Linked DNA regions of Mus musculus: region 2 is linked to region 1. Evidence: chromatin loops called from intact Hi-C (ENCODE). Cell type or tissue: left cerebral cortex. All regions are shown on one strand. Each heading gives the region's core, and the rest is flanking DNA. Links, peaks and the distances in the headings are about the cores only. Region 1 has its middle 22 kb from the start of Gm29243. Region 2 has its middle 51 kb from the start of Gm33831.

Region 1 (11,693 bases), core at 3,026-7,025:
GCCGCAAGCAAAACACAATCTCCCCAGGTGTGGCTTGGCATAATAGAGAGGTAGTCAGTGATAAGACTCCCTGGGCATGTCACCAACCTAAGACAGGGATCAAACCAATGCTGTTTGTCTCCCAAGGACGGGTAAGGGGCATGGCTGCGGGGGGCTATCTACAGACATTCTCTCTGCCAAAAAAGAAAAAAGGGGGAATTGTGGGGAGCGGGTGTGGCGGCAGTCCCAAAGGTGTCAGGTACTGCAGCTAAGTCATATGACTTGCACCTGACTTCCTCATATAAGACACAAACATCTTGAGTGCTGCGCAGGTGTACCAGGATTCAGGTGAATCCAATTTGGTGGAGATTTGCCCCTGCTGCCCTGATTAGCTGAAGCTGCGTGCCTGGTGAGGTGGCGTGGCCTGCTGTGCGTGGATGGGAACTGAGAGTATATAAGAGTGAGAGGCCCGGGTTAGAGGGAGGATTATTATTCGAGAGAGGATTGTTATTATTGGGAGATATAAACGAGGGAGAGATATAAAAACAAGGGAGATATAAACAAGGGAGATATAAACAAGAAGAAATAGGACTGAATAAACGTGTGCAGAAGGATCCTGTAGCAGCGTCGTTCTTGCTGGCGAGTTGGGGGCGCGCTCGACACCACTTAATCCTTCCCAACCAGTTCCACCAACTGGGAGCCAATCTTTAAGACATGAGCCTATGGAGGTGGGGTGGGGCGGCATTCTTATTTAAACTGACACAATGCCAGTTTTAAAGGGGCCTGCATGAAAAAGCCAATGTTAAGGAATTGATGGGAGGAAAGATAGGTATAGTTGAGGGAGAATTAAAGGAGCCTGAAAAGCCTAGAAAAACTTACTTATGTGATATAATAATGGTTTTATTACCAAAAAAAGTTAAAATTCATTTTATCCAGTCTTTTTTTTTTTACTCCAACACAAAGCACTGGGTTCAAATCCTTACTCTGCCTCTTCCCAAGTAGAGTAGCTCCCATAAGTCTTCCTGAGTCTCAGTAAGTCAAAATTGGGTTTAATGGCAGATTTCCTGGGGAAAAAAATAACAACACATTAACTAGGATAGTTTATTTCTCTGTAATATAAAATTTTAGAGACTCTAGCTGTACACCTGGCCACATTGGGTGGACTAAGCTACTGCCACTTTCAATGTTGTCATAAAGTATGACCTCAGCAACATGGCCCTCCACAGGATGGAAGAAGGAAGTGGTAGAAGGGACACAGGTAAGTATTGGCATGTCATAGGCATTTACAGTAAGCCACCTCCATGTGTTTATAATCTAAATCCCACTGGCCATTTATCACTGATGGCCACACTTACCAGCAAAGGAGTAGAACCTACCATCTTCAGGCTGAGCAGCCGTACAGCTACTCGTACTGGAGAACAGAAAGCAAATACTAGGAGACAACTGACTGTTTCAACCACACTTCAGTTTACTTTAGGATGGATCTAAGATGAGCTGCACGAAGTGTATCTGAGACACTAACAACAATAGGAGACAAAATTCTATGAGCAGGAGTATTAAAAACAAAAAACAAACAAAACAAAAAACAAAAAACAACAATCAGAATGACAGAGCAGATGTTGATTATCAAATATGGACTTAATATGCTTTAGAGAAAGTTCTTTTCAGTAAAGTGGGGACTAAAGATGTGACTTTTGCCTGATATACATGAAACACTGCATTTGATTCCCAACACTGGAAAGAAGGGAGGGAGGAAGGAAGGGAGCAGGGAAGGAGGGAGGGAAGATAGAAGGAAGATGTGGGAGAGAGGATATGAAAGGTTAAATAGCAGATTAGATTGAATTGAAGAAAGAATTAGCTAAACACAAGACAGATATCTTGGTTAGTGTTTCCCTTGAAGCCAGTTTTGATGAGGGAACTGGAGCAAGGAATTTACATGGCTTTCCTCTGTTCACACAGTTACTATGACATATGTAGTAAAACTAGAAAGAACTGAAGTCAAATTAGTGGTTGTCTCTAAAAAGGATTTAGGGTTAGAGGGGTGACATCATGCTCTTCTAGAGTACCCAGGATCAGTACCCAGAACCCATGGTGGCTTACAGCTGCCTGTAACAGCTCCTGAGAATCTGACATCCTCTTCGGGCTTCTGCAGACACCTATACCCACACATGGCATGCATCATTCACACAGACACACACATACATATCATTCTTTCCAAAAGCTTCAAGCATCCTGGAAACATTCTTTTCATGCAGGGAGATGCATGCATCTTAATTTATTACTATTACTTAAATGTGGTGTTATATGCTTTCTTTCGTATGTATGATATGTCTTATAATGTTATCAAAAAGGAAGGCGTAACATAAGCAAACATTAAGAGGTAAAATGAGGGGTGGCTCAGCAGATGAAGGGACCTGCCACAAAAGCCTGACGATGTGAGCTTGATCACCAGAACCCACACTAAGGCGAGATGGGAGGACCCACTCCACCTGTCCTCTGCAAGCACACCATGGTATATACACTCACAACCACAAGCACACACACACACACACACACACACACACACATACACAGTAATTATTATTTTTAAAAGAGGTGAAAGAGAACTTAATGAAATAGTTTATTAGAATCAAAAGTATACAAAAAGAATTCCAATTCATGGGCATATAGCAATATTTCAATCTTGTATAAAAGCCTTACAACTAGGAAAGGACAGCAAAGAAACCTATAACTGACAGAGACACACAGAAGCACACACTAGCTGGTGCTAGAAAGACAGGAATGTTTGCTTCGTGTTTAACGGAAGAGTGGTGAGTGATCTCAGACTCTGGAGTAAGACACGGTCTTGACTTGAGTAATTCCCTGTTTGTGAGACCAGGGATCACTTGTTTCATCTTCATTTCCTCCCGGGTATGACAAAGACCTGAAGTGTGTTGTGAGGTTAAAACAGACGATGTATATAACAACAGGGTGCCCAGCTTATGTTAATAGTACATCTACAAATGTTGGTGGTGTTAGTGGAGCAAACACTGGCTCCTTTCTTCATTTGGAGGCATCTACTCTTGTTTTAAGTGGACCCACACCTCTCTAAATAGAAGCCTACAGCCCCAGCCAAGATAATGAATTCACCCCTGTGACTTTGGGCAGAGTCACAGGGAAGAAGGCATCACCTTCATTGACACTTGACATGCTAGCTACAAGTGTGTAGGCTAGAGCCTAGGAACCAGCCTTGGAGCCATAAAGTAAAGGCTGCCTGAAAGTGAAGTCAAAGCAGGAAACAGCAGAGAGAGATGGGGGAGAAGGAGGAGGAGGAAAAGGAAGAGGAGGAGGAGGGAGGGAGAGAAGAAGGGAAAGAGGGAGGGAGGAACAGATAGAAACAGACAGAGATACACAGAGAGACCTGTGACATCCTTAAATCCAGCCACATCTAGAGAGATCTAGACTTCAAATATATTTCTGTCTCTTCCAAAACTCCTATCTAATGAATGAGTTAACACAGAAAAAAAAAAACCATAGTGAGCCAATTAGCTACTTTTATACTATAAATACACCTTCCATTTCTGTTGTATGCCTTCTTGTTAATTATTTTGCCATTGTTTTTCTATTTTAACTAAGAACTACACCTACCTGCCCCCTTCTCCATGGGGTATTCATTCCATGACCTTCCCCCCCCCCCGTGGATGGTTGAAACTGCAGATAGTATCAGACTCTGTGTATACTGCTTCCTCCTATACATACCTGCCAGGGATGAAATTAAAGTATGCATCAGGCACAGTAAGAGACAGTACAATATAACAAAAAAAAAATGGGGTGATTATAATTATATACTACAGTAAAATTACCAGCATCACAACTCTTATGGGGCCATTGCTAAGTAAATGAATAAGCGTTACTTCAACACAAGCATACGTTACCATGACGGTAAGTCAACCTGATAACCAAGAGGGCTGTACGTGACTAATAGGATGAATTTATATGCTGTGGGGATGCTGGGCCACAGAATGAGTCAAGTCTCTGGCAGAAAGCAGGACAGCCCCGGATTTCACCATTTTCGTTAGTAAATTGTGTTCCTTCACAACTTCATACATGTGCACTATGCATACTGATCAGTTTCTACACACACACACACACACACACACACACACACACACGTGTACCAATGGCTATTCAATTGGCTACCATGCCTTCTTCTCTCTCGGAATCTGTTGGTTGCCAATAAATGGTAAGAGCCTACAAATCCTTTCCCTCCACAGCTGACTGTTAGGACCTGACTTTCGTGGACCCAGTGCCACAGCTACTGTGAGTCTGTGGTCACCGTTGGTTCTTGCTTGTGTTGCTTAGACGATGGTATCTCACAGCCCTCCCCCATCTTTCAGCTCTTAATGGCTTCTTTCCCCCTTTCAGCAGTGTCCCCTGAGGGTGGGAGGAACTCTTGTCTAGAGCCCAGCCCTTTGTCCTCTAGGGACCCTCTAGGACACCCATGGGTTCTTGTGCTTCACTCCAGTCACTGAAAGGAAAGGCTTTTCTGTTTAAGGCTGAGGGTAGCCTTGGTCTGTGGCTATAAACGGGTATTTAGGGGTTAGTTTGATGCTATATCCATCTACTTTTTAGGCTAAAAACATGTGTAGAAGAATAAACATTTTTCTCCCTTATTTCTTGGATTATGCTTTTGCATTTCTGGTTGGATTATTTTTTCCCCTGCAGATTAATTATTATTCCAAGAACTGGGATCTCCAAAACATGTCACACAGCAGCCAGCACACCGCTTCTGATAGCCTATTCCTGGACGCCGTGCAGTTCAGCCGTTTTCACAACTGTTGTTTCTACACGAATTCTCTTCCTCCATGGCTTCGAATGCATCATTTGCTGCCTCCACCCTAGTATCTGTTAGCTGTTATATTTAGCTTTATGGAGTCTTTTCCTGGGCTTTTCACATATTTTTCCCATAAAAGCTCCCTCTTCTTCTACAGAGGAAATATCCCCTTATAATTTTTTTTTCACATTTGGAGCAGATATTTTCTAAAATGGTTCTCTGATTCATACAGCAGATCTATTTTAGATGCAGGCAATCTTCCTGAGTCATCAGAACAGAATAGCATAAATGTGCAGATCTCAAGGTTCAAATCCCAGCCTTGTCACTTATGAGTTCTGTATGCTTGCATAATGTTCTTAAAGGCTGGAAAAGGGTACTCTGTGTCTGGGCTGGTGGCTTTTTGTCAGCTTGGCACAAAGGAGAGCCACCTGGGAATTGTCACCATCAGATTGACCTGTGATCACATCTCTGTTGTTTTTTATTTTTTTATTTTTTTCGGGGGAGGGGTGGGTTTCAAGAAAGGGTTTCTCTGTATAGCCCTGGCTGCCCTGGAACTCACTATGTAGACCAGGCTAGCCCTGCCTCTGCCTCCCAAGTGCTGGAATTAAAGGTGTGAGCCACCACTGCCCGGCTCTGAGATATTTTCTTGGTTGATGTTGAAAGGCCCAGTCCATCCCATCATGGGCAGTGGCATCCCTAAGCAGGGAAACTTGGGACACTCAGGAAAAGTAGCTGAGCAGTCTGGTAAACAGTGTTCCTCCATGGTCTCTGCTTCCGCTCCTGCCTCTGTGTTCCGCCTTAGCATTCCCCAAGGGTGGCTAAATCCTGTAAGCCAAGAGAATACTTGCCTGCCCTAAGTTGCTTTGGGCCATGGTATTTATCACGGTGACAGAAGAGCAAATGAGGCCCATGCCTCCCAGAGTCACTAGGCTAACACACGTAAAATGATCAGAGCCATTGCCGTATACAGGGTGCTGTCAATTTTTTAATAATAACCAAAACAACAGCCAACTCAACCTGTGCTACTGCATGTAATCCTAACACTGTCCACCTCCCCCTAGATTTTATTTGAGATGCACAGTTTCCCCTGGTTCTGCACAAGCTGGGATGAGGTCTTCCTTACAAAAGACAAGCCTGTCTCTTCCTGATTAAAACAGGCTTAAAACTGAAAAAAAAATTTTTTTCAGATATTACCTATGTAACCAAGATACAAGTACAGATGGATACTTGTTTACAGACAAGTAAACATGGATTATTTGATTCAATTTTACAATTCCTATTGCTGACAATCCTTCCAATATAGATAACAGAAGGCCAGACCCTGTAGGCCATCACCACTTGAAGGTCTACATAATAGAAATGTTCCCTGCAACACTAAATAGTGCTTTTAAACTCAAGATTCCATTCCTTTATCCCAATAACTCAAGTCTCATGCCCCCAACCCCTGCCCTGCCAGGCTGGCATAATTGGGGTAAAGAGGCCCACATTCTGCATGTGGGTAGAATGGATCTCATTGTACCAAAAAGACAAGCTGCAATTCTGCACAGCTTCCTCAGGGTGTCTGTGAAGTGTGCCGGGCAGCTAGTAACAGGCATGAAGGGAGCCCAGTTGGCTGCATGGCTGATAGTCCTTCACTCCAGACAGTCAAGGCACCAGAACAGGGTCTAACAGTTGTCAATTTAGGGAGGCAGATTCCCCAAATCTAAATTTAAACAACAACAACAAAAATGTCCATTAAAAAGAGGCACTTACTCCAGAGCTTTCAGTTCTACTGAACTTCTACACAGGGATGAGGACCAACTCCAACTGTGCTGAGACTCAATGAAAAATCCAGAGAACTGGGAAATTGCTGGGAGGTAAGGCTGCCCACCATTGGCAATTGGTTGAAAGGGAAAGTCAGTCTAGAAATTGCCCCAGGGGTGGGGCAGGTCTACTTGGTGCAAACCTGAAGACATGGAATCTTTTTGTCAGCTTACATGGGGTCTGAAATTGAAGATGAACTCTTTGTATTTCTTTCAGTCCATTATTCAGCAGAGTCTCTAAGTGGATCAGGGATCACTGCTCTAAGTAATTACTGTAACCAATCATCATGCCGCAGCCAGGAAGGGTCAAGGAGAAGACGAGCTGGTGAGCCACGTTCTGCTCCGTGAGCCACATTCCACTCCCATCTCCTTTCATGGAAATCCATCCTTCTCGTTCATTCATTTAATAAGCATCTGCAATTGAATTTACTCTGCCACCTGCTGCTCTTCTAGGAAGACCTTCTGGGCTCATTAAGAAAGTAGCTAACAGAATGGAAGGGGTGAGACTGGGGCATACACATAAATGCAAAGGTCAGAGGACACATTCAGGAGTCAGCTCTCTCCTACTGTGGCTTCCAGGTATCAAACTCAGGTCCTCAAGATTTTGTACCAAAAGCTTTTTTTTTTTTTTTTTTTTTTTTTTTGCCAGCTGAGCCATCTCAGTGATCCTTCACCAAGTCTTGCACATACACCAGGCTCTCTTGAAAGTCCTCCCTGGCCCGACTACCGATATTTTGTTTTTCTGTCACTGGAGGCAGACTACCTCACCATGACTTGTAGGAAGGTGATTCTCACACAGCCCTGATGGGTCAATGATGTAAGTGTACAGGAAAGAATACTGTGCCCTTTGTCTCCTCCTAACACTGGCCTAATGGTGCTATTAACTCGTGTTAATAGCAGCTGGGAAGAGGATTTAGGCAATGCAAGGCTAAAAAGAAAAGGGATGTTAGTGTTAGTGTCACTGGGGCACTGGTAGGAGCGGATAGGATAAATGTTAAATAGCCCTAATACCAGGTCTCTTAAAGAGCACACATCCAATAGACATCTACATACATGTGTATATGTCAATAGACACTTTTATATGTAGTTCATATGAATAATAAACACTGTTGAATGCAACTATTTGTTACATAGATGTATGAATACATATGTAATTATTCTCGGACAAAAATCTAGCTGTCTCACCCAGTGTGGCCTTGAAATTCCAATGTAACATAACCTAGGTTAGCCTCAATCCTCCTGCCTCAGCCCCCTAAATGCTGGGACTACAGTTGAGTGACACCATGCCTACTTTATTTAAACTTTTTGAATAAAAAGTGTATTTTGCACCATGAGTGACATGTTTCTATTTGCTACAAATAGTGCCAGAAGTAACCGAAATGTCACCATTGTAACACTCCAGTATTTTTTTTGAAGGAGATTTTATTTTTAAATATCCTAAGTCCTCTTTCAGCTGTGTGTCTCTTCCAGCAAATATAAAATTATCCACTGAAATTTGCAAAGGCTTGTTGTACCTACATGTGCTTGGTATTAAGGACATCTGCTATGTCCTCCGATTGAATTTGGCCAATTCTCTCCCTCATCCCTCCCTCCCTGCCCACCCCCTCCACCCCCCCTAGTTCTTGGATCCTAAATAGATACTAAGTAAAACAATTAACAGTGAGACCTATTAACAGGTCCACCTGTCCCTGGGCAATTAGACAGGAGATTGTTAGGACACTATCTTAGAGTTTCCTTTGCTGAGGTGAAACACCTTAACCAAAAAGCAAGCTGGGGAGAAGGGTTTATTTGGCTTATACTTCCATATTGCTGTTCATTATTGAAGGAAGCCAGGATGGGAAGTGAAACAGAGGCAAAATCCTGGAAGCAGGAGCTGATGCAGAAGCCATCGAGGGGTGCTGCTTACTGGCTTGCTCAGTCTCCCTTCTTATATAATCCAGGACCACCAGCCCAAGCATGGCCCTCCCCTACTGATCACTAAACACCTTACAGCTGGATCTCATAGAGGCATTTTCTCAACTGAGACTCCTTCCTCTCTGACAACTCTAACTTGTGTCAAGTCATCTCACAAAACCAACCAGTACAGATTTTTTAAACACTGTTAAATCACTATTGGTGATGGATCTTTATTGTAATTGCCTCTTTTTTTTTTCCCACCATGTTTCTGATCTGGGCACTAGAAGGGATACTAAAGGCCTCTACCAAGTACCATGTCAGGATGTGACTCTAGCCTCGGCATAACTGCCTCTTTTTAATGGACATTTTTTTCCTTTAAATAAAGATTTGGGGAATTTGACTCCTTAAATTGACAACTGTGAGACCCTGCCCTAGTTCCGTGACTGTCTGGAGTGAAGGACAAGCAGCCAAGCAGCCAACTGGGCTCCCTTAGTGCTCTGGACACTTCACAGACACTTGAGGAATCTGTACAGAAACTACAGCTGTTTGCTGCCAAAGCACACCTCTGACTCCTGAAGTCAGTGTCTGTGGTGGTTTGAATAGGTTTGGTGCCCCATAGACTCGTGTGTTTGAATGCTCAGCCCACAGAGAGTGACACTATTAGGAGGTGTGTCCTTTTTGAAATAGGTGTGGCCTTGTTGGAGGAAGTATGTCATTCTGAGCGCGGGCTTCAAGGTCCTATGCTCAAGTTCTGCCCAGTGCAGAAGTGACAGTCTCCTGGCTGCTCTCTGACAAAGATGTAAAACTCTCATTTCCTTTTCCAGCAGGCTACTATACTTCCTGCCCTGATAATAGACTGAACCTCTGAAACTGTAAGCCAGTCCCAATGAAATGTTTGGCTTTGTAAGAGTTGCCTTGGTCATGGTATCTCTTTACAGCACTAAAACCCAAACTTAAAGAGTATCTTAGCCATTGTTTCCACAGTTTGGACAGGGCATTTACCATCACCTGCCCAGTGAACTGAAGATGACCCCGTAGTCATTCTACCTAGCCCAGGAGGAGCCCTTCTCTTGTGGTCCCCAGCAGAAGTCTTATGAATGGTACAAACAGTCCATTCTTGCTGGAGAACTTCTGTGATTGGTGCAGACACTCGTATCCAACCCCCTTTCTTGTTACCAACTTGGGCTATTTGGCTCACAAGGAGACACCTTTTGTTCTGTCTCGTATTGCCACATTACACTCTATAGAAAGCTTCTCTCAAGTGGTCTTTCCTTGCCTGGTTTTGATCTTACTCATTGCTGGGTGTCTTAGTCACTGTTCTGTTGCTGTGAAGAGACACCATGACCGAGGCAACTCTTGTGAAAGAAGGCATTTAGTTGGGAGCTTGCTTACAGTTTCAGAGATTTAGTCTAGTACCATCATGAGAGGGAACAGGGCAGATACTGGAGCAGTGGCTTAGAGCTACATCCTAGTGTGTAGGCAGACAGAGACAGGCAGACAGACAGACAGACAGACAGACAGACAGACAGACAGACTTGGTCTGACATGGGCTTTTGAAACTTCATAGTCCACCTCCAGTGACCTACTTCCTCCTCACGCCTCCCTGTCCTGTCAAGTGCCACTGGCTGATGACTAAGCATGCAAACACATGAGCCTGTGGGGGCCATTCTCATCACACTACCACACTAGGACAGGCTGAGATGGTGACAGCAAAGCCCTATGCAGAAGCAAAGGCAATGTCACCAACAGTAGTAAAGAGTTACAGAGAGCAGCCAGGACAAACATGGATGACCAGAGACAGTGAAAGCTGGGAAAAACAAAACAAAACAAAACAAAACAAAACAAAACAAAACAAAACAAAACAAAACAAAAAACCTGAAAACAACAGACAGTGGATCTGCGTAGCCAGAAGGATTCCAGACCCTCAGGCCATTCTCAAGAGCTCAGGGGTCTCAACACGCCCGATAGAGAATGTCACACTTGTCACCGTGGGGCTGTTACCTGAGGCTCTGTGACAGCTCTAACACTAGCAGCCAGTGCCTGGTACTGCTTGCCACCATCACTCAAACCTGGCAGGAGCTGAGGATTACAACAGCTGCCAAGTATCAGAGGCACTGACAAGCTCCCAACCTGAGTACCATATGTTTCAGGCTTCTAAAGCCCTGCAGCATTAGGTCTCTGGCAATCAAGGTTGGGAGCTAACAGCCTCTCGTCTGCCTGTGAAGCCCCTAGGCCTTGGACACTGACAGGCCCAAGACTGCCAGCAACATAATGACTCCTCCTTGCTGTCCAACATCTCATATCCAGGTAGAGTGAGGGAATCCCAGGCAGGGGCGTGGCTTAAGAGCAAGGTTGTGTGGGCAGTGGTAGTGCACACCTTTAATCCCAGCACTTGGGAAGCAAAGGCAGGCTGATCTCTGTAAGTTCGAGGCCAGCTTGGTCTACAGAGTGAGTGGCAGGACAGCCAAGGCTACACAGAGAAACACTGACTCATAAACTTTTTTAAAAAAAGAAAAACAAAACAAAAGAAGGCTGTGCTCCTGACTCTTGGATGAAGACGATGCCGTCTTCTTGAAGACTGCCAGAAGGAGGTCAGGAGGAGTGCTAACCCTGGTTCTCTAGAGGAACAGCGCCCATAGCATGTATATACATGTTGTAAAAGTGGACCTGCTAGGATGCATCAGAAGTCTGAGTGCCAAAAGACCTGGACCTCAATGCACATGCCACATCACATGGAATCAGAGAGCAGAGACAGCCAAGCCAGTGACCTGGGAAATAGCAGATTTCCTTCATACAACCCACAATGGAACAAGAAGGATCAAGCAGTTTCTGGGGTACCCCAAGGGTCCCCAGGGAGCCAGATCTCAGAGGTCCTTTTTTTTTTTTTTTTTGGTTTGGTTTGGTTTGGTTTTTTGAGACAGGGGACTTGCTCTGTAGACCAGAGTGGTCTTGAACTCAGAGATCTATCTGCCTCTGCTTCCCAAGTGCTGGGATTAAAAATGTATGCAACTAATACTGACCACTCAACTTCAGAGTCTTTAAAGTCACATGGTTCAGTGGCTGGGCAATTAAGGAAATATGAATGCTAGGTGCCTGAGAAGCCTACACTTCACCCACCTCACCTGGCTGTCCATCACCATCACCCCATCCACCCAGTTCTCAAAGCGTCACAATAGCATCAGAGAAAAAATCAGGGTTAATTC
Region 2 (11,693 bases), core at 4,730-8,729, 95 kb before region 1:
ACAATGTGGGGTGGTGAAGGGACAAACATACAGATCAACCAAGTGGATGGAAGACCCAGAAATAGACCCACACAACCATGACCTATCTTTGACCAAAGAACTAAGGCTTAGTGGAGAAAGCATAACTACTGTTTCCTTTTCTTTTTTTATGACAAATGTTGCTGGATCAACTGGACATCTAGTATACATACAAAAAATAGATAGTGACCTTATACAATTTCTTTCTTTCCTTCTTTCTTTCTTTCTTTCTTTCTTTCTTTCTTCCTTTCTTTCTTTCTTTCTTTCTTTCTCTCTCTCTCTCTCTCTCTCTCTCTCTCTCTCTCTCTCTCTCTCTCTCTCTCTCTCTTTCTTTCTTTCTTTCTTTCTTTTTGAGACAGGGTTTCTCTGTGTAGCCCTGGCTGTCCTGGAACTCACTTTGTAGACCAGACTGGCCTTGAACTCAGAAATCCGCCTGCCTCTGCCTCCTGAGTGCTGGGATTAAAGGTGTGTGCCACCACTCAACCCATGTACCTATATCTAAAACTGTACAAAAGCATAAGAGATGTAGATGACCTTGAGTTTCCTAATAAATTTTTAGATGTGCCATATAATTATGTTTAAAAAAATTAAGTTGGCCTTTCTTCAAACTTGCTCTATAGACCCATTCCCAGAAAACCCCTCTGAGAAACTAAACTCTGAGACAATTATTCCAAAACAAATATTTGATTAAGGATTCATCAAATACACAGATACTTCTTAAAACATGAGAATAAGAGAATAAGCAACTGTGTGGTTTGACTAGGAATAGCCTCCATGGGCTTCTAGATTTGAATGCTTGGTCGCTGAGGAGTGGCACTATTTGAGAGGGATTAGGAGGTGTGGCCTTGTTGGAATAGATGTGTCCCTAGGGGTGGGCTTTGGGATTTCAAAAGCTTCAGTCAGGCCTGGTGTCTCTCTCTTTTCCTGCTACCTGCAGATCTGGATGTAGGACTCCTGACTGCTCCAGCACACCATGATGTCTGCCTGCATGCTACCATGCTCCTTACCACAATGGTGAGAGACTAAATCTCTGAAACTATAAGCCACTTAAATGTTTTCCTTTATAAGAGTTACTGTGATCACAGTGTCTCTTTACATAAATAGAACAAACTAAGACAGCAGTCTAACATAAAAATGAGCAAAAGATCTTAATGGACAGTTCGCATACACACACACACACACACACACACACACACACAATCCAGGCAGCAAATAATCCCATAAAGAGAAATCCCACATGACGTATTATAAAACAATACACACCTACAGAGTAGCCAAAAGCCAAAGCACAAATAGCGGTAAGTTCTGGCGAGCATGTGGCATCTTAGAACCCTTTGAGTGCTGTTGAGAATACAGAACAGTAGTCTGTGAATGTTTCACAAAATGTGGTCCTCCGTAGCAGAAAGATAAAAAGAGTGTAAGAGCCAGAAGACAGGGGTACTGTAGAAAGCTGTCTGCCAGGCAGGACATGTTTGTTGCACCCTTGATCTCACAGCAGCTGTGGTTACATAACTTTGGACCCACAGGTAGTCTGTCATGGAAGCGGGAGGGGCTTGTGAGGTCCCACCCCTTCCTGAGGAACTACTGACCATTAATAGTTGTCAAGGAAGGGAGAGTGGTGTAGCCAGTGGTAAGCTGTCCATGCTTTATTAAATACCCCATACCCATACTCTTAAAGCAACCCTAATCCAACTGAGTGGGGCATGTGCACACGTATATACACATGCACACACACACACATGCACACACACACACATGCACACACACACACATGCACACACACACATGCACACACACACACATGCACACACACACACATGCACACACACACACGACATGGAAATAGCGAGACTACTTGGGAAGAAGAAGCGATTCATGGGGGGGGGAGACAGTAATTGAGATGAACATTAAAATTCATTATATACACATATGAAATTGTCAGAAAGTAATTAATAAAAAAAACCACACTTATGAAGCCCAGCAGTCAAGTTTTTTGGAATTCACTCAAGTGAGCTGAAACTATATCGACACTAAAACCCACACACAAATATTTATAGCATCTTTATTCATAATTGGCAAAACTTAGAAGCAACCAAGATATCCTTCAACAGCTGAATCAACACTATGACACATCCATACAATACGTGAATTTTAAGGACTTCTTTTCTTGGTGCCCCAAACAGAATCTAAGTACCAGGTGGCCATGTGTACCAGGTTGATAAGGTCAGCCCCTGACACAGATTCCTTTTCTTCTCCCCATCTGTGACACAATGACATTCAAACATACCAGTGAATTTCCTTCACACTTTGTGTGTGTACTCACCTTAGCCCCCAAGAAAAGCACTCGCATATGGCCTAGATCTCTACTCTGCCTCTAACCTCCCTCTCTGACTCTTCTTCATCTTCTCCCCTCTCTCCCTCTTCCTTCTCGGTTCATCTTTCCCTATCCCTCTCCATCTTCTCTCCTTCCCCTCCTTTTGTCTTTCCTTTCTCTCTCCTCTCCTCTCCTCTCCTCTCCTCTCCTCTCCTCTCCTCTCCTCTCCTCTCCTCTCCTCTCCTCTCCTCTTCTCTCCTCTCCTCACCTCTTTCCCTCCACATCTGCTTGGGTAAGCCTGTACATTAGAAGTTCCTCTTAGATGCCTCCTCCGTGCCATGTCATATCTCCCTCTGCAGAACCTATTATTATAGCATCCCTTTAATTCCTGCATCAATAGAACCGGTCCTTAAAGACTCCATAGGTAAGATGTACTGTATTTGCCATATGCACTAATAAGAAATATTACTCAGTAATAAAAAATGATCAGACCACCAAAAGATGCAAAGGAACCTTAACTTCATATTGCTAAGTCTGAGAAGTCAACTTACTGTGTTAATCCAAGTAGTTAGCATTCTGGAGAAAGGTAACTATGGAAACAAAGGATGGATCACGGCAAGGAGTTCAGAAAAGGAGCATAATGTGTGACATGTGGGAATTGGGGGCAATAAAACAGCGGCCCTACACTAGTAGCTACATGGCATTTATCAAACTTGATAGTACCTACAATACCAACAGTGATTCCTAGTGTAAAGATAGCCTTTAGCCAATAACAATGTGTGAATATTGGTTCATTCACAGAATGGAATGTGTTCAGAAAACAGACCACATTAATATAAGGAATTTAAAATGGAGAAATTTGGGGTAGGAGTAGAGTTACAAGTTCACAGTTATAAGGAAAAATACAAAAGGCCCAACTATATATTAGTCAGAAGAGACATACCTTGGATGGAACTAAAAACATGCCATCCCCAAAACTGTGGCTATACTAAGATGAGATAAAGTGGACCCAAGGCACATAATGTCCTCAGAGATAACCAAGTTTATTCTAAATGACAGTTTGTGTTCCCCATGACAGAGCCTCAGACACACAAACATAATTAACAGAACTCACGGGAGAAGTAACCAGTCCACACACACGGTGTCTTCTCTCTCAGTGGATTGGTAGAACCACAAGACAAAACTCAACAAGAATCCAGAGAATCAGAACAGCTACATCAAACCACTCTGATGTTACCGACATTTGTATCATGCTAGTCCGACAACTGCATCATATCAACTCTTCTCAGGCATACAGAGATCACTTACCAAGCTAGACCATATACCAGATCAGAAAGCAAGCCTTGAAACATTTAAACATTCCACTCACACTATGCACTGACTGCTTTAAGTTAGAAAACAACAGAGACAGAGCTAGACCTCCAATTATTTGTGTATTAAGCAAAACACTCCTAAGTAATTACGGGTCAAAAGGAGATATCAGTCATGATATTAGAAAAAAATTCTACCGGATTGCTAATCATTTTAAAAATGAATTTAAAGGGAAATTAGAGATTGATGTGCTTATATTGAAAAATAAAATTTAAAAATTATGTATATAAGTTTCCATTTTAAGAAGAACAAAAAAAAAATGGGTGTGTTGGTACACACTGGCAAGCAGATCTCCGAGAGTTCAAGGCCAGCCTGGTCTACATAGTGAATTCCAGGTCAACCAGGGCTACATAGTAAGATCCAGTCTCAAAACAAAGAAAGCTAAAATAATAATAATAATAATAATAATAATAATAATAATAATAATAATAATAATTAAGAATGAATTGAATTCAGTATAAGAAGAAATAATGGAAATCAACTAAACAAAAACACACTAGACAAAGAGGTAGTTGGAAAAGGGAAGCTGGCCCTGCCTTTGGGAACCTAAGAGAATTAAATGTGATGCAGAATTCTGGATGGGATTCTGGCACAGAAAGCAGAGAGGTTGGAGAAAAGCTACAGAAATATGAAGACGGTGTTGGTGTTCATGCATATAATAATAATGTAAATTGTCAATAACAGGAGAGCTGGGCACAGGGTATTGAGAATTCTGTGAGATATTTGCAGTGTTTGTCTAAATCAAAGCTGTTTTCCTTTTCATTTGATGGGGCTGGGATAAGCCTTATCCCAAAGCGTGAAAAGGAAATTAATAGCTAAAGCAATAATGCGTGGTTGAGTTCTTGCTCTGCCAGCGTGAGGACCAGAGATTGAATCCCAGGATTCCTGGGCGTGGCTGTCCATGCTTGTGGCTCCACCATTGCAGGGCAGAAGCAGCCAGATGAGGGGAGCTGGAGGGTCAGCCAGGCTATCCATAACAGTGAGCTTCCAATTCACTGAGAGAGGCTGCCTTGAGGGAATAAGGTAGAGAGTGACAGGGAATGACAGCCGACATCTTGCTCTGGCCTCCACATGTGCATATGTGCACAATGGGTTCGCCGGTATGATCGCATGCATGGTGCACACACCAATACCACATGTGCCGACATAACCATAAAGTACTTGTGGGCAGCGGAGATGGCTCATCGAGGAAGAGTACCTGCTAAGTAAACATGAGAAGCCGAGTTTGAATCCACAACACCCACATTAAAAAAGCTTCATGTATCAGCACATGTGCCTGTGACACTCAGTGCTCTTAGGTGGAAACAGGAGTGTGCCTTATAGTTTGTTGGCTGCTAGGCCAGCTGCAGGTGGGCTGAGAGACTTGCTTCCAGAGAACAAGGCAAAGGATGATACCCACATCTGCTTCTGACCTCTGTTCAGGCTTTCAGAGGTAGATAAGCAAGTAAGGCAGATTGTCAGAGTAATCAGTGTTGGTTTTCTTCTATAAACTACATGCCTTCACTTGCTTTTGCGTTAGGTCTTTGGGCAGAGGATAATATAGAGAATACCCTAGGATTATCATCATCAGTACCACACTTTGAAAACATGTTCATGTGGCCTGGGTTCTTGTTATTACAAAGCAACTGACGATGAAAAAGGCTAATTGGTTTTCTTTTTTTTTTTTTTTTTTTTTTCCATTTTTTATTAGGTATTTCGCTCATTTACATTTGCAATGCTATACCAAAAGTCCCCCATAGCCACCCACCCCCTCTCCCCTACCCACCCACTCCCCTTTTATGGCCCTGGCGTTCCCCTGTACTGGGGCATATAAAGTTTGCGTGTCCAATGGGCCTCTCTTTCCAGTGATGGCCGACTAGGCCATCTTTTGATGCATATGCAGCTAGAGTCAAGAGCTCCGGGGTACTGGTTAGTTCATAATGTTGTTCCACCTATAGGGTTGCAGATCCCTTTAGCTTCTTTGGTACTTTCTCTAGCTCCTTCATTGGGGGCCATGTGATCCATCCAATAGCCGACTGTGAGCATCCACTTCTATGTTTGCTAGGCCCAGGCATACTCTGACAAGAGACAACTATATCAGGGTCCGAAAAAGGCTAATTGGTTTTCTTAAAGCTATAGGGACCATCTCTAGGAATGGAACCCAGGAAGTTAAACCAAGTGAGTAAAATCTGTTTCTTTTGTTCCTCCGTCTCCCTGTGGGAAACCTAATTCAAAGAGAAAAGAACCAAAAATCGGAATCACTGTTGTGGTCAACAGCTAAGTCAGAAATATCTTAAAATCAAAGTCTGTCCCAGACAATGGTAACCAAGGACGTAGCTACTGGAAAGAAGGGAGGGAACAGTTAAAAGAGGCTCCAAGGAACAGATGGTCTTCTCTACTGTATCCCTCCTCCTTTCCTCTCTTTCCTACACTCAACCACCTACCCATCCAATCACACACACACATACACACATACACACACACACACACACACACACACACACACACACTTCATGAGCTCTCTTCACTCTGCCAGCAACTGACAGCTAATCCACCGATAGAGAAATCTGTCTTCTTTCCGTTTCGGGTTGCTCATTGACAATCCACCCACTGGCATGAATATAAACAGACACATAAATTTAAAATGATCTCAGTACAACAGACAAGATACAGCTAACAGTCTGGTGATGGTGAGCTGTGGTAACAGGTAAGCCTGGAAGCAGCCCAGAAGATGGACTCCAGAGCCAGGATGCTCATTCCCAAAGGCAAAGCTGTCCAGCCAGGAGAGTAGAGTCAGGTCAATCTGGGAAGTGGAGGGAGCGTCTTGCTCATAGGTGACTGCCGCTACCTCTTTAGAATAGCAAAGAAAAGACGTGGCAGACTAGAAACAGGCAAAGGCCAATTTACACAGAGACCCAAAATGTTAGTCTCAGAGGAAAACAAAAATTCTGAGAGAAAGACAGACTGACCCAGCTTGCTTCAGACTTTACCAGTTTTAGCAAGGAAATGCCCAGGTCCCTGAAATCCTTCAGTCCAAAGCAAACAGAACGGTTGGCTGCTGAAGTTTGAGAATCCCCTTGAATACCAGAAATGGAAGATAAAGAGGTAAATAACAGGATTCACTCTAACACATATGTGATGCAAAACTTCAGCCCCAGAACCTGTCCATCTCCCCGAATCACAGGAAAAGGCCTCCTGGAGTCCATTGTCATGGCAAAGAGTTCTGGGAGAATGTTATCACTGGATCAATAAGTGATGGGGATTTCCCCTGCTGGTAGACCAGTAGTACTTCAGGCCTTGCGGCTCCTTGCTCCCCAGTCCCCACTCTTGGTTCTTGTGCTTCTTTTCTTCAAAGAGAAGATAAGACAGAGCAGAACACCAGGAAGTAAAATTATCAACCTGGCTTTGTTTCCCAAAAGCTGATGCTCTGAAGGAAAAAGAAAGCAAGTTTTGACCCTGGCTCTTGATGAGTCAATATATCAGAGAGAAGGTGACTTTGTAGAATAGTTTGACCATCAAAAGCAGAAACAGTGAACCGAAGGTTCCCATGACCCAACTTGTCATAGTAACAGAGTCACTAGAGCTCACGTGGACAAATGTCTCTGAACTACCCTTTTGGTTTGTGAGGTTGATCCATGCTTGATGAGTGAGGTTCTTTTATTTTTAAAGATTTACTTATTTTTATCTTATATATATATATGGTGGTTTTGACTGCATGTATGTTTTTGTACCCTATGTGTGCATTGCCCATGAAGGCCAGAAACTGGAATTAAAGGTTAACTACCATATAGATGCTGAAAATCAAACTTGGGTCCTCTGGAAAAGTAGCCAATGCTCTTAACCACTGAGCCATCTCTCTAATCCCAGGGAGTAGATTCTTTAAGACTCCTCTCACACACTAACAATAACAAAGATGTTCCAGTCTGATATTCTTGCACATGACTAAGGCAATAAATACACTGCAAGATGATGAATAAAGTTCACATCTATTGAGTAATTGTACTGACAGCTTTGTCCACAACCTTATAATAATTACATGAGGTCTTTTTTTATAATGGCTGCTATACCAAAATACCACAAATGTCTGCTGTCTGAAAACAACAGACATTCATTAATTCATGATTCAAGAGAGAATCAGAGACAGAGACAGATATATTTATGAAAATATGGGTGCTGGTGTGGTGTTGGAATATGTGCAGGCTAGAAGCCAGGTATCCTTCCCTATGACTCTGCCTTATTCCATGTAAGCAGCTTTCTCCCTGAACCTGAAGCTCATGGTTTTTGGGGTTAGACTGGCAGCCAGCAAGTCGCAGAGATCTTCCTAACTGCCCCACTCCCAGCCCCTTACCAGCACTGACCTTATAGACACTTGAGCAGTCACACTTGGCTTCTTACATGTGTGCTGGGATCTGAACTCAGGTCCTCAAGGTTGTGTGCAAACACTCCTAATGCCAAGGAAACCTTCTGAAGGGCTCTGAGGAAGGGTAAACCCTGCCTCCTTTCCAGCTTCTGGTAATTGCTAGCTGACATCCTAGGCATCTGTCAACTTGTCAGCTGTGAAACACTTTGTGTCTTCACACCATCTTGTTTATGCCTAAGCCTTTCATAACTATAACTATATATAAATATGTGTGTGTATGTATGTATGTATATATATATATATATATATATATATATATATAACAACTTAGTCTAGCTTAAGCTACACTAGATTTTTATTTAACTAATTGTGACCTGCAATGAAACTATTAATATTTCCAAATAATAGCCATTTTCTGAAGTTTGGTGAAGGCCATGAATTTTAGTTGGGGGAAAAATACTCAACACAGTATGTTATCTAGGGAGCATTTCAGGCTGTACCCCTTAGGCCAGTGTCAGTAACCTCAGTCCCTAGCCTTTGGAGATCCTTAAAGATCTCCAGGTAATTCTACTTCGTAGGCAAATTTGAGAACCATTCTGAGGACATTGCATGCACTGTCCCCAGTCATCTTCAGTGTAAATTCTTAGCCCGCCATTAGCAACCCTATTTTGGAGCTAAGAACCCTGAGACCTGAAAAAGTCAAACAAGCTTGGCTAATTTGCACAGGTGGTTTATTATTTAGTTTCACCTAGCTGTGACCAAACACCTGAAAAAACAAGGAAAAGAGAATTATTTCACCTCATGGTTCCAAAGATTTCAGTCCATTTGGGCCAGGATGGTGGGTCACAATGGCTGACATCATGGTGGACAAGACACAGAATAGCATCATAGGAAGAAAGAAAGGCAGGAAATAGCCATCAAGTATAAGCCCCCAGTGGTGTATTTCCTCCAATCAGACCGTACCTCCCACATTTCCATCACCTCCTAACAGTCTATGGCATTTTAATCCACTACAAAGTAAACCTTTCATCAGGTACAACTCTCAAGACCTAACTATCTCTAGAAACACCCCCATAGACACATTCAGGGGTGTGCTTTACAAATGCCTTAGGCACTTCTCTATTAATCAAGTTGAGACCAGCCATCACTGCTAACGGTCATAGGGTGGGAAGCAGGGTTGGACCTAGACATTTGGACACGAAGCCCATAGCTTGACCCATAGCTGAGCTTTCTATAACTCTGATGGAAGGCACCCATCCCCCGTCAGCAACTGGCATGGGGTTTTCTTTGGGAAGCCACCTCTTTTCTGGCTTTGATCCTAGCCACACTCCCCCTCTCCACCCCACCCCCACCTCCTATTCCCAGCTAGGCTCCTCCATCTGGCTCTGTTCTTAGGAATCAGAAGACAACATTTTCTCTGCGTTGTCGCCACTTTCAGCCCTCCATGCAACTGGGGCTTTTAATAGTAACATCTGTGCTTGGGCTCCCCCATCCCCCAAAATAAAGAGCCCCTTGCATCCACAATGGCAAAAGTTGCTCAAAACCAAAGATAACACTTCCACAGCCCTGACTTATAGACAGCAAACCTCTGGGAGGGACCTGGGCCATCCAAAGACCTCTCAGCATGTGAGTTGGCTGCAACCCCCAGGGGTGCCTTTTGGCTGGTCCCCAGTACCTCACCACTGCTGAGGGGCCAGACCAGGCTAGCTAGCAGGATCCTGCTGCTTTTGAGTGATTCAGACAGCTCAACTGTTATTTTCAGAATCAGAGCGGCACCGCCTAGGGTACACCAACAAAGGTTAAGTTCACAGTTATGTCACACTGTCCCTTAAAATATATACAGAGAGAACCTGAAACACTCATGCATTGTTGGTGAGGAGAAAAAAAAAAATGTTCCAACTACTCTGGGAAAGCTATGCAGCAACTTAAAAGACAAAATATACAGCTACCTGTGATGGTTGAATCTTGGCTGTCAGCTGGACAGCATCTAGAGCCACCAAGATCCAAGCTGCTGGGCACTCCTGCAAGAGGATTTTATAATCAATTATTTGAAGCAGGAATATCCACCCTCAATCTGGACCACAAAGTCCAGCCATGCTACTCTGTCCATGAGCACAGGACCAGACAAGGATAAACTAAGACCTGCAGAGCTGAGAGCATTGTCCAGAGAGTAGAACTGGAGTTAGAAAGAAGAGAAGTAAGGTTATTTTGCTCATAAGTCTTTTAATTCCATGACTCTGGACTCACTGTGTGTCTGTCTGTCTGTGTGTCTGTCTCTCTGTCTGTCTGTCTCTGTAACTTCAAGGTAAACTATTTTTTAAATCGAATCAAAACTTTGTAGCTCACAGGGATGTTATGTGAGTGTACACAGAGCAGAGCATGATCCTCATCAAGTGTCTGAGACCCCACCCATGAATATCAAGGACTTTGGGATCATCGTTTTCACAGTGATGAAATTCTACAGCCCTTACTTCTCATACTGCCCAGCAAAATATCATACAGAGGAGCTCTGGGAAGGAAAGGGTTATTCTGGCTCATGGTGTAAGAAGAGAGACAGACCATCAAGTCAGGGAAGGCGTGACAGCAGTGGAGAGTGAGTAGGTGGATCCCACGGTGGTGGAGCATGCGTAGACAGATCACATCATATCTGCAGTGGAGATGGCAGTTGGGGTCTACTCAATTGATCTCGGATGACCTCACCGCCTCAAAATCCTTAATCTAAATCACTTTGACAAAAGCCCTGTTTCTTTCCTTTAACTTTGAGCCTGGGTTCCAAGAATTGGGACTCAGACATCACATCTTGGAGGCCGTCATTCAGCCAACTACAGACAGCAGCATCTCAACACCGTTTCATTCCTGGACCACGGCTCTCCTGGGCTCCAGGTGACTCTGTCATCAGTTGATGGAGGGATCCCATTGGTGCCATTTTTCATCCCATCCCCCATTCTCCCAGTCTATACCAAGGCTCTGCCTGCAAGGAGCCTGGGAGGACCTCCTCTGGCTTCTTTGAAATGAGAAGGTACTTGAAGCACCCTTAACTGAGGTCACATAGCCGGTCTGTGCCTGTTCAGAGGCAGCTAGATTTCTCAACAGAAGCCATTCTCACAATGCCACTCCCAACACTCACTGTGCCATCCTATCTCACCAACCCTGCACCCCTCCCAGCAAAGCCTGCAGACACTTCCTTTCTTCTTTGTCTGTGTAGGAATAAGTACTTTGTCTTCAAATCTGATGCCCACATTGTTGCTTTTAAAGGCAGTCTTCTGGCTGAGTGTAATGCTAATCCTTGTTGTCTTCATATTCTCCCAGAATTCCTTTATTTAAGTTGAAACTGCTTACTCCCACTTGCCTTTTTGTAACCTTTGAACTTATAAATGTTGTGTTGTATCTGTGAATACAATCTCAAAGTTTTATAGGATCCTATACATCCTATTCCAGGATAGTCTAATGGACCTCTCTTTTTTCATGTATGACAACTAACTCAACTATCTATCTTTCTCACACACAGACATACACACATACATACACTTATACACACACACACCATTGATGTTTTCTAAATGCTGTTGATGAAGTGCATTCTGTGAACTGTAATACAGTCTGATCTATCTGGACAGAGACGGTCACTCATGTGTGTTTCTCCTGAGTTTC

The links. Hi-C counts contacts between places; a loop is a spot of excess contacts. Peaks named below come from ENCODE experiments on the same cell type or tissue, not always from the same donor. Only the 100,000 strongest peaks of a DNase experiment are listed, where the experiment ranks them.
Region 2: it touches region 1 in a loop (2.1-fold over the local background); 2 of 42 quality-filtered maps call a loop at or near these places.

Annotation. Positions count from the first base shown.
Region 1 is chr8:34,232,828-34,244,520 of GRCm38, reverse strand. No RefSeq gene overlaps it. Among named protein-coding and RNA genes, the nearest start is that of Gm29243, 22 kb to the right of the region's middle. In left cerebral cortex, for the core only: no CTCF peak of the experiment used is centred there; a DNase peak (open chromatin) is centred at 4,893; H3K27ac peaks cover 883 bases.
Region 2 is chr8:34,329,565-34,341,257 of GRCm38, reverse strand. No RefSeq gene overlaps it. Among named protein-coding and RNA genes, the nearest start is that of Gm33831, 51 kb to the left of the region's middle. In left cerebral cortex, for the core only: a CTCF peak has its summit at 6,961; a DNase peak (open chromatin) is centred at 6,188; H3K27ac peaks cover 340 bases.